Linked DNA regions of Homo sapiens: region 2 is linked to region 1. Evidence: read pairs that join two places in POLR2A ChIA-PET (ENCODE). Cell type or tissue: MCF 10A. All regions are shown on one strand. Each heading gives the region's core, and the rest is flanking DNA. Links, peaks and the distances in the headings are about the cores only.

Region 1 (4,337 bases), core at 266-4,265:
CGAAGCACATGAAATTATCTTGACAAAATACAGAATCTTTGCTTTCTAGGCAGACCATTCAAAAGTTAAAGAAAAACCTTTCACAATCTCCCATCAAGAGCAGGCCCATACTCCAAGAAAGTTTAGTCGTTTTAACAGGAGCTGAAATGCTAGTTATGCATTATTTTGATATGAATGATAATAGATTCATTCAATTTTAGCCAGCTTAATCACACAAGATTCTCTCTCCCTCTTCTGAACTTCCTATAGCCATTTTGGTTTTTTTCCTTCATTTTCTTTTTCAGCAAAAAACATATCTTCCTACTTCACATTTTTTCTTGACTGTCACGCTAGCATTCTGTAGATTGAGAAATCTATGTAAATACACCATAATTTCTAGAAGCACGTTTCCTTATATTATAATTTTTCAGTGTAGCACAGGACATGTTTACTAACACACCCAGGTATCTTTAGTTTCTCTGTCCAAAAGTAGATAAGCTTATGTTCAGCAATTAATGTTTCAGTATTTATCTTATGTGGACTTACATTGATTTAATTCACTTGTTTTGAACAATTATGCTTGGATTACTTACGAAAATTTCATGAGACATTAAATAGCTAAGCATCATCTTGTTTTTCTTGCTGAGAAATTTTGTAACTTAGAGATAGCAGAGGCTTATTTGTAATTCACTTGTCTAACATGAGCTTATTTGACTAGTAGACCTACATAGAATCAAAGTTGTACGTCTGCCTTATGTCTAATGCTGACAACTCTGAAGGCATATTGGTTTTTTAAACTAAACCAACAATGTTTTTGTTTATTGAAAATTACCCAAGTCACATGAACTTGAAAAGCATTTGGATTAGTTCCTATTTTTCTGAGAGTTTTCAGGAATACTTAATTTATATAAGCACTTGTTTTTACTTATGTCTATTGAACATACATAGCTATAAGATCTCTGTGTCTGTTTGTGTATACAGACAGACACAGAGATCTTATAGCTTTCATTTCCAAATTTTAGCCATGTGTCAATTAAAATAATACAAAGCTTATTGGTTTATAAAAGAAGCTGGATCCAAATTGTACCTGTGAGAGATGGAACAAGTCAAGGTTACCTGCTCAGATGGCTACAGCTTTTTAGTGAAGATTTTTTTTTTATTTGAGTGCTGTAGGGATGCTTTTAGAGAAGCTATTTTTGAGTCATTTTGTGTTCAGCAGCTTCTGCATACAAATCAAAGAATGCATTCCATTGTCTCCAAAAGGCTTAGGATACTCCTCCTTCAAGGGCACTCCCAAAGGCAGACTATCTTACCTAAATTAAAGGTTCTCCGAAGTGGTCACTGAAATTGCAAATTATTCTTTGTAAAGTTCACCTATTTTTTCTTGTGAACTTTGTAAAGTTCACAAGATTCTGATCCACAGTGTTTTTGGACCCCATCTTTGCATTAGATTCTCTGAAAGGTCTTAACTATTAAGGATTCTTTTTTCAGCAGCTGCTCTGGAACACAGGGAATCATGTGTTTCACCCTTCCCCCTTTTGAACAGAATAGGTTGACTTCCTGAGAAGTTTCAGCAAAGGTTGTTCAGCATAATTGGAGAGTTCTACACAGAAGGAGGAGAGCTCAGATTCAAAAGAGACTTACTCTAGAACTCCATGGCTGGGTGAGAGAGCAGCCAGTGCTGCGGCCCTGGGTACCAGCACCTAGTTACTGGCCTTGGGGCTTCACAGGGGTCTTCTTCTGATCCTGCTTCTGACATCAAAAACTGTCAAAAGAAAATTCAGGGTGCTTTTCTTAATATAAATATTAAGTTAGTAAAAAACTGCAAATAGGGAGACTTCCAAATCAAAAGTGGTAAGAAGCTTGTCTCACGAAGGTTATAGTAAGGTTTATAAAGCCTAGAAAAGGAAATTCATACAGCTTAATTCTCACTGGTTAGAATGAGTGGGTTAGTTTAGTCATTACTGATTTGCTGCAATGTGCTGAGTCATGCTGACCAAGAAATGAAGTTCAAGCTTCATGTGCAGTTTAAGTAGGTGTTTTGGAGAATAGGTCCTTACAGGTTTTCCTGAGCTGGGGGTGGGACTTTGGCTCAGAGGCCAAGGTTTGTCTTGGCTTCTATTTTGATTTTTGCCTAACAGGACCATTTTGTTGTCTAAGCTTACGAATGTTATCACATTTCAGTTCAATCTTTCTGATTCTCTTCTGATGGACTGCTGCTCTGCTTGTATATGTGTCTTTAGTTTGGTGCCTCTCATCTTTTAGTTATGCTGACTCTAGAAGTAAGAACTATGTGTACATAGTATAATTTTGGAAAATATATAAATGCAAAGAAGAAAGCAAAAACAAAAAAACCTCAATGAGTCCCACTACTTATGCATGCTGTTACAATCTGAGCTCAGTGGTGAGTTACCTCAGCAAGTAGAATAATAGAGGAAAGAAGATAGACTTTGGAGACAGACCTGGTTTTCTACCCCAGATTTGCCACTTACTAGCTGTGCGATGTTGAGCTGGTATTATTTAGTCTGAGCTTTGCTTTCCTCATGTGCAAAATGAGAATAATACCTGCCAGGTAAGGTGTTGGTGAGGATTTTTAAAGTATTTAGTAAGTGCTCAGCAAATGTTCATAATATTTTCCTTATTTAGATACTTCTGATTTTTTTTTAGCATCTAAAATATTTGTATCATTTGAACCTTGGTTTTATTGTTTATTATTTTCAATATATTTATTTGAAACTTTTAGTAAATTTAATTTGCATCTTTTTTTATTTCAGAATTTTCTTTCTTTGATCCTAATGATGCATCATGCCAGGAAATTCTTTTTGATCCCAAAACTTCAGTTTCAGAATTATTTGCCATTTTGAGACAGTGGGTTCCTCAGGTCCAACAAAACATTGACATTATTGGAAATGAGGTAAGGAATTCTTACATTTTAAGTTTTGCATTGTTAGGATTGTTAATGGTATAGATTTTTTTCCCCATCTGAAAGGAAGATGGTAATAAAGGAGAAACCCTTTAAAAGTTCTGATATTTATTTGTATTTCCAGGATTTTCATGGGGCAGTGAGTTAATACTATATATTCTTCTGATTATTTCTTCATGCTCTGTACTTCTGACATTTGTAGACTCCTGGCGGGTGCAGGGAGGGGCATTTTTCATATTTCCTTCTTTGTAAAATTAATTTTGTAAACTTTTATGCATTTCATAAAGGGATTTGATTACCATCATGTTCTATTTACACTTTTGGTTGGTTTGGTAAATATATAGGCTTGAATGTAGTCTTTAAGAATATTAGATTTTTTGAGGGAGGGTTCCTTGACCAGTATGTTGCTGTGTTGTAGGAAGAGAGTGCTTATACTTTTTTCAAATATCATTACACGCATAGAAATAAAATTTTGCTCATTTTTGAGAGGAACATATTTGGAGTGCCAGATTACCTTTGGAATAATCTTTAAGAATTTCCTTCAGCCTGCTGACAAGTTCAGTTTTCATTATTGTTGTTGAGTACAGATTTAAAAATTTACCCTTAAGATATGCTCATACTGTCTATACATTTTACTGAGAAGTAATTCAGATACGATAGACTAACTTGGTTCCTCAGCATTGGTTTGAAAGCAATAGGTACCTCAGTAGTTAGGTTGTAACCATATTTTCCTTGACTGCTTCAGATTCTTAAGAGAGGTTGCAATGTGAATGATAGAGATGGATTGACAGATATGACTCTTTTACATTATACCTGCAAATCTGGAGCTCATGGTATTGGTAAGTGTGTGGTAAATCTATCAGTTGCTTATGTCATCTGCACTTGTGCTTAGATAATCTATATTTATGCCCATATATTGTCTGGGGGAAGGCACCCAGCTGATGATGATAATATTGCCTGAAGAGCTGAGGATTCAGTTAGGTCCTTCCAAAAACCATATTCCCTTTAATCAAGGAGGTCTTTATACCCTCCTGATACCTCTTAACTTTTCTGGATCAGGCCTCATGCCTGATTGCATAATAGATGAGAGTAACTAGTAACACCCTAAAATCTTTCTGAGGGTTTATAACAAGGTTTGACAGTCCAAGGTCAGTCTTTGCATACTGATCCCTAATCTTAAGACCCCAGTCTTGAGACCTAAGGTCTGTTCCTACATATGTAACATATGTGCATATTTTCCAAAATTGTTATTCTCTTGTGCTTTTTGTCATTGTATGAACCTGCATCTCTTACTTAACTATATATTGTGATTGTCTCTCCTTGTTTCAATAGTCTGATGTGGTGGTGCTGAAGCTACTGGTGGTGATGGACTCCTTTTTCCCCTCACAACTCATCATGAACTGATACTTTCACAAAATAAAATAAAAATGAATTT
Region 2 (4,337 bases), core at 278-4,277, 140 kb before region 1:
CTTGTGGGGTGTGAGACGGGAGGGGGGCCTAGATCTGAGGCCTCTCTTCCGAGAGTGTGTCAGTGGGGGCCATGTTTTTGGTTCCAGAATGAGAGTTTGTAAACGCTGCCACCTTTCCCCTCAGCCTGGCTCACCCCTCCTTCCTTTCTCTGTCACCTTGGTGTGGGCTCTACTGTTCCCACCAGCTTTGTCTGAGGAGATGAGAACTCTGGCTGGAGACGTCTCAGAGGTCTCTGAAAGTCGGAGCGGGTGGTGTCATGACAGAAAGAGAAGCTGTGGGAGCGGCAGCCCCAGGGCTGTGGTGGGTGGGATGAGTCTGCCCAGCTCCTTGGGAGCAGAGTGGGCGTGGAGCTGCACGCTCCCTGTGGACTGTGCGAGGCCCGGGTGGTTGGGGTTTTGTGCTTGGGACTGAACTTCTTTACTGGGCCAGCCCTAGCTAGCTTTTGTTCCCTTTCCACTTGACACTTGAGTCCCCTGTGTCACCTTTCTTCATTCCTATGGCCCCGGTCACTATGGAACCTCTGTAGCCATAGCATTAATGGGAGGAGGGGACAACGGTTACTTACCCCGGGTCGCCCCATTCCCTGGGCTGGGAAACGGAGGCTGAGAGGGGAGAAGCCAGCCAGGCAGAGCAATTCAGAGCATCAGGAAGTGAGGACAAGATCCTGGTCACCAGAATCCACTGGCTCATTTAGCCCTTTGGGTCAGGGGCTGGCTGTTCTAACAGGGGAGAGTAGCGCCTTAGTGTCCAGAGCAGTGCTGGGTGTGATGGGGCCTCGGTGAATTGTGCCTTGGGGGTCAGGTGCTCAGTGGTGTCTGCCCTGTCCACACTTGTGCTGGACTTCCTGATTCTGATTTTTATAGTTTGGATATGGATCATTCAGTTCCTACAGGTCCCTGGGCCAAAGTGATTTCCTGGGGTGGTGCCTCTCACTGCGCTCACGTTAGTCAGGCTTGTTTGTCCATAGCAGCTTTGGCCACCTCCTCTTGGGCGGGCACCTAGGAGATCCTGCACTAGACCCTGGGGCCTGAAGGGTCGAAGGTGTAGACCCTGAGAGGGTCTCAAAGGGGCTCTGCTGGAGGGGATGCTTTGGCGAGCCATGGAATGGCTCCAGATTTCCTTTCCATACTGCTGGTGTCCTGGGACCAGGGGGAACCTGGGCTGCCTTGGCATGTTGACCTCTGACCACTGAGGAGGCTACGGTGGGAAAACTGTCTTGTTCAGAAGGCCCACTGCAGTAGGGGTGGCTGTTGAAACTTAAGCATCCCGTAACCTCAGGCGGCTCGAGTCTTCTTTTTAGCCTCCTAGAGAGTGATCACTTTGGGGAAACTGAAGCAGCAATGACCATTCTGACAGCCTAGGGTAAGAAATAGGGCCGAGATCTTATTATAAAGTGAATCTGAACTACAGACCAGTGATTTTTTGATCCTGTCTGAACATCAAAATCAGAAGTTAAGGCTGGGTGTGGTGGCTCATGCCTGTAATCCCAGCACTTTGGGAGGCCGAGGCAGGCAGATTACTTGAGGCCAGAAGTTTGAGACCAGCCTCGCCAACATGGTGAAACCCCATCTCTGCTAAAAATACAAAAATTAGCTGGCCATGGTGATGTATGCCTGTAATCCCAGCTACTTGGGAGGCTGAGGCAGGAGAATGGCTTGAATCCGGGAAGTGGAGGTTGCAGTGAGCCAAGATCATGCCACTGCACTCCAGCCTGGGTGGCAGAGAGAGATTCTGTCTCAAAAAAAAAAAAAAAAAAATCAGAAGTTAAAGAAAAAAAAATCCCTGTGGCCTATTTCCTAGACCTAATTCAGCAGGGGCTGGAGGTGGGGCGTGGAAATCTGTAATTTTAATTGGTTTCCAGGCTATTGTAATCTGCAGTTAAGGAGAACAAAGACTGTAGCTAAATATTGCTTTTCTGCATATAATTTTCGTAGAAAGTGTATCCTCTGGTTAGAGATATGGGGAACAGGTGGGGCTTGCAACTCTCACAGCCCCCAAATCCCAGGACCCCAGCTTGTTTGCTATAATTCAGCCATGGAAGGTCTGTGCCAGCCTGCCACATTCCTGCTGGACTTTGTCTGGAAACCAGCTGCCTGGCCAATCTCTTGAGCCTCTTCCCTAGCTCAGGGGGTGAAGTTTGGGGTGTTGGTGCCTGTGGAATAGAATCTTCCCTCGCCTTGTCTAGGAGAGGTGCTGTGTCTCACAGGGGTTCAGGACTGCTTTTCACCACCGTGTGGCCACATCCTTATCCCAGTAGATATTAAACAGAGAGTTCCCCTCTCCCTGGTTGTGAGGAAAATTCTCCTCAGACAGGGAACTCATGTCTTGAGGTTCTAAGCAGTGAGACCAGGCTGGGGCCAAGCTGGGCTGGGTGCTGGGCTGGGTGCTGTGCTGGGCCGGGCACTGGGCTGGACACCTGTGTTTGGGTTGAGGGTTGCTAGGAGCTACTCTGCCTTCTGGGGCCTGGGTGGGGCAGTGGCTGGCTGGCTTCCAGACAGAAGGCAAGTTTCTCAGTTCCTGAGTTGGGATTTGTTGCTCAGAAAAGGGAGTTGGCACAGGTTCCTGCCCTGTCCCCAGACGCTTTGTGGACGAGAACTCCTCTCTGGGGTAGAAATTAGGAGCTGTGGGCTTCACCCCTGGTCTTACCACAGATCAGCTCTGGAAGCACCTCTGTTACCTGTCAGGGGAAAACGGGTCACCATTATCGCAGCAAAGGATTCATAGAATTGTGTGAAGCTGCAGAGTGTGCAGTGAGACCCTGTCACATGGAAATAAAATGAAGTTAGGTCAAGGGCAAGAGCTGAGGGCTGACCCAGAGGCTGAAGGGAGGGCTGGAGGGATCAAGGTGTGGGCAATGCGGTGGCTGAGGGGGGTCACAGGTGTGGCTTGTTCAGTCAGGTGAGAAGGAGCACCAAGGACGTCATGGAGGTCATGACCGCGCATCCTGAGAGAGACTGGAGAACTGGTGTCCGAGAGGCCCCGCCAACACCTGTGTGATCAGTGGTTGCAGAGGCCAACATCGCCATGGGCTTTCAGGGCAGCTGGCGGACTCAGGGGCATCTGAAGCAAATTGAAACTGATGGAGAAACACAGTGTCAGACACTACCTTGAAAAAAATCATCTTTCCCCGCGACCCTAAAGGTGTCCATGTCTCAGTGACAAGGGATGGCAGGTTGATGGGTTTTGTTGACACTCTTCATAACGAACTCTTCCCAAAACCACACGGCCTCGCACTTGGGAACTGAAACATTTGTGAGTCCAATGTCAGAAAAATGGCATCCTTTGGTTTAGTGGCCGATTTCTTCATGACAATAATGCTTTAGCCCCTGAAGGGCTTTTTGTGAAGTAGTTTAAAAGTGTTAATTTGCTTTTACTGACTTCTCCTTTCTCCTCTCACCCTTAGGTCCCGGATGTTACAGGTCAGAGCCCTCCAGACCCCCAAGGACTGTACTCACTGCCCAGAAATAGCTGCTGCCTCTGGGCAACCTTGTAGGCACCTTCTCCACCCAGGACATGGGCACCCGTGACGATGTCCCCGAAGGTAAGGGGCACCATGGGAGGCCTGCTGCTGGTGTTTTCCAGGCTAGGGGACCTGCCTCGGACACTCCCAAGGGCCAGAAAAAGGGAGATGTGGGGATAAAGGGCTGCTGGGAGATAACAGCCAGGTGGCCGTGCCTTTCCAGCCCTGGCCAGCTCCCCACATGCTGCCGCTCAGCTGGCTGTCTGGGTGGCTCCCTGGCCTAAGGAGGTGCTTGGTGTTCCAGGGCCTTGGCCTGAGCTTTATCTCCACTCTCTGCAGCAGGGTGGTTGGTTCCTTGAGGGGCTAATTCTGTTCTGTGGTCAAGGTTATGTGGATGGGCAGGGGATATGGGCCGGGCCCTCAGGGAGGGTGAACGACTCTGTTTCCTTAGCCAACCAAGTGGGGTAGTGGGAGCAGTGTGTGGCCAGTTAGCATCAGGAGATGGGCCTTGAGGCCTGGCTCTGCTTTTGGGAGCTGGCTGGGTGAGCCTCAGTTTCCCCTGGAAAGTGAGGGGATTGGTTCTGCCCCAGATGAAATGGGTGCTAGCAAGGTGCAGAGCTGCTTCATCCTGCATGGGCTGGAGCAGGGGCCAGATGGCCATTTGGAAGGAAGGCAGAGAAGCAGGATGGCCAGAGCAGCGGTTCAGGAGACAGCGCATGATGCACACGGCAGAACTCCCCGGGGCTTCGACATATGAATCGGAAAAGACCTGCTTACTTTAGTGCTAAAGCAGATCCCACCTGAATGTAGATTCCAGTGGAGAAGTGGGAGGTGCTGAGATCTTAGAAAGAAAAATCTACAAATCTAGAAATAGGA

Evidence for each region. Peaks named below come from ENCODE experiments on the same cell type or tissue, not always from the same donor. Only the 100,000 strongest peaks of a DNase experiment are listed, where the experiment ranks them.
Region 2: POLR2A ChIA-PET joins it to region 1 with 5 read pairs; 6 of 35 experiments call an interaction of 5 or more read pairs at or near these places.

What each region holds. Positions count from the first base shown.
Region 1 is chr2:29,128,505-29,132,841 of GRCh38, forward strand. CLIP4 (CAP-Gly domain containing linker protein family member 4) reads left to right here. Exons shown (of 16, transcript NM_024692.6): 3 at 2,754-2,893; 4 at 3,648-3,741. It overlaps LOC124907747 (a long non-coding RNA gene), which reads right to left and starts at 1,844. Exons shown (of 2, transcript XR_007086264.1): 1 at 1,624-1,844. In MCF 10A, for the core only: no CTCF peak of the experiment used is centred there; a DNase peak (open chromatin) is centred at 2,007.
Region 2 is chr2:28,991,321-28,995,657 of GRCh38, forward strand. It overlaps TOGARAM2 (TOG array regulator of axonemal microtubules 2), which reads left to right. Exons shown (of 20, transcript NM_199280.4): 2 at 3,405-3,542. The coding sequence starts at 3,515. Among named protein-coding and RNA genes, the nearest start is that of TOGARAM2, 12 kb to the left of the region's middle. In MCF 10A, for the core only: no CTCF peak of the experiment used is centred there; a DNase peak (open chromatin) is centred at 2,481.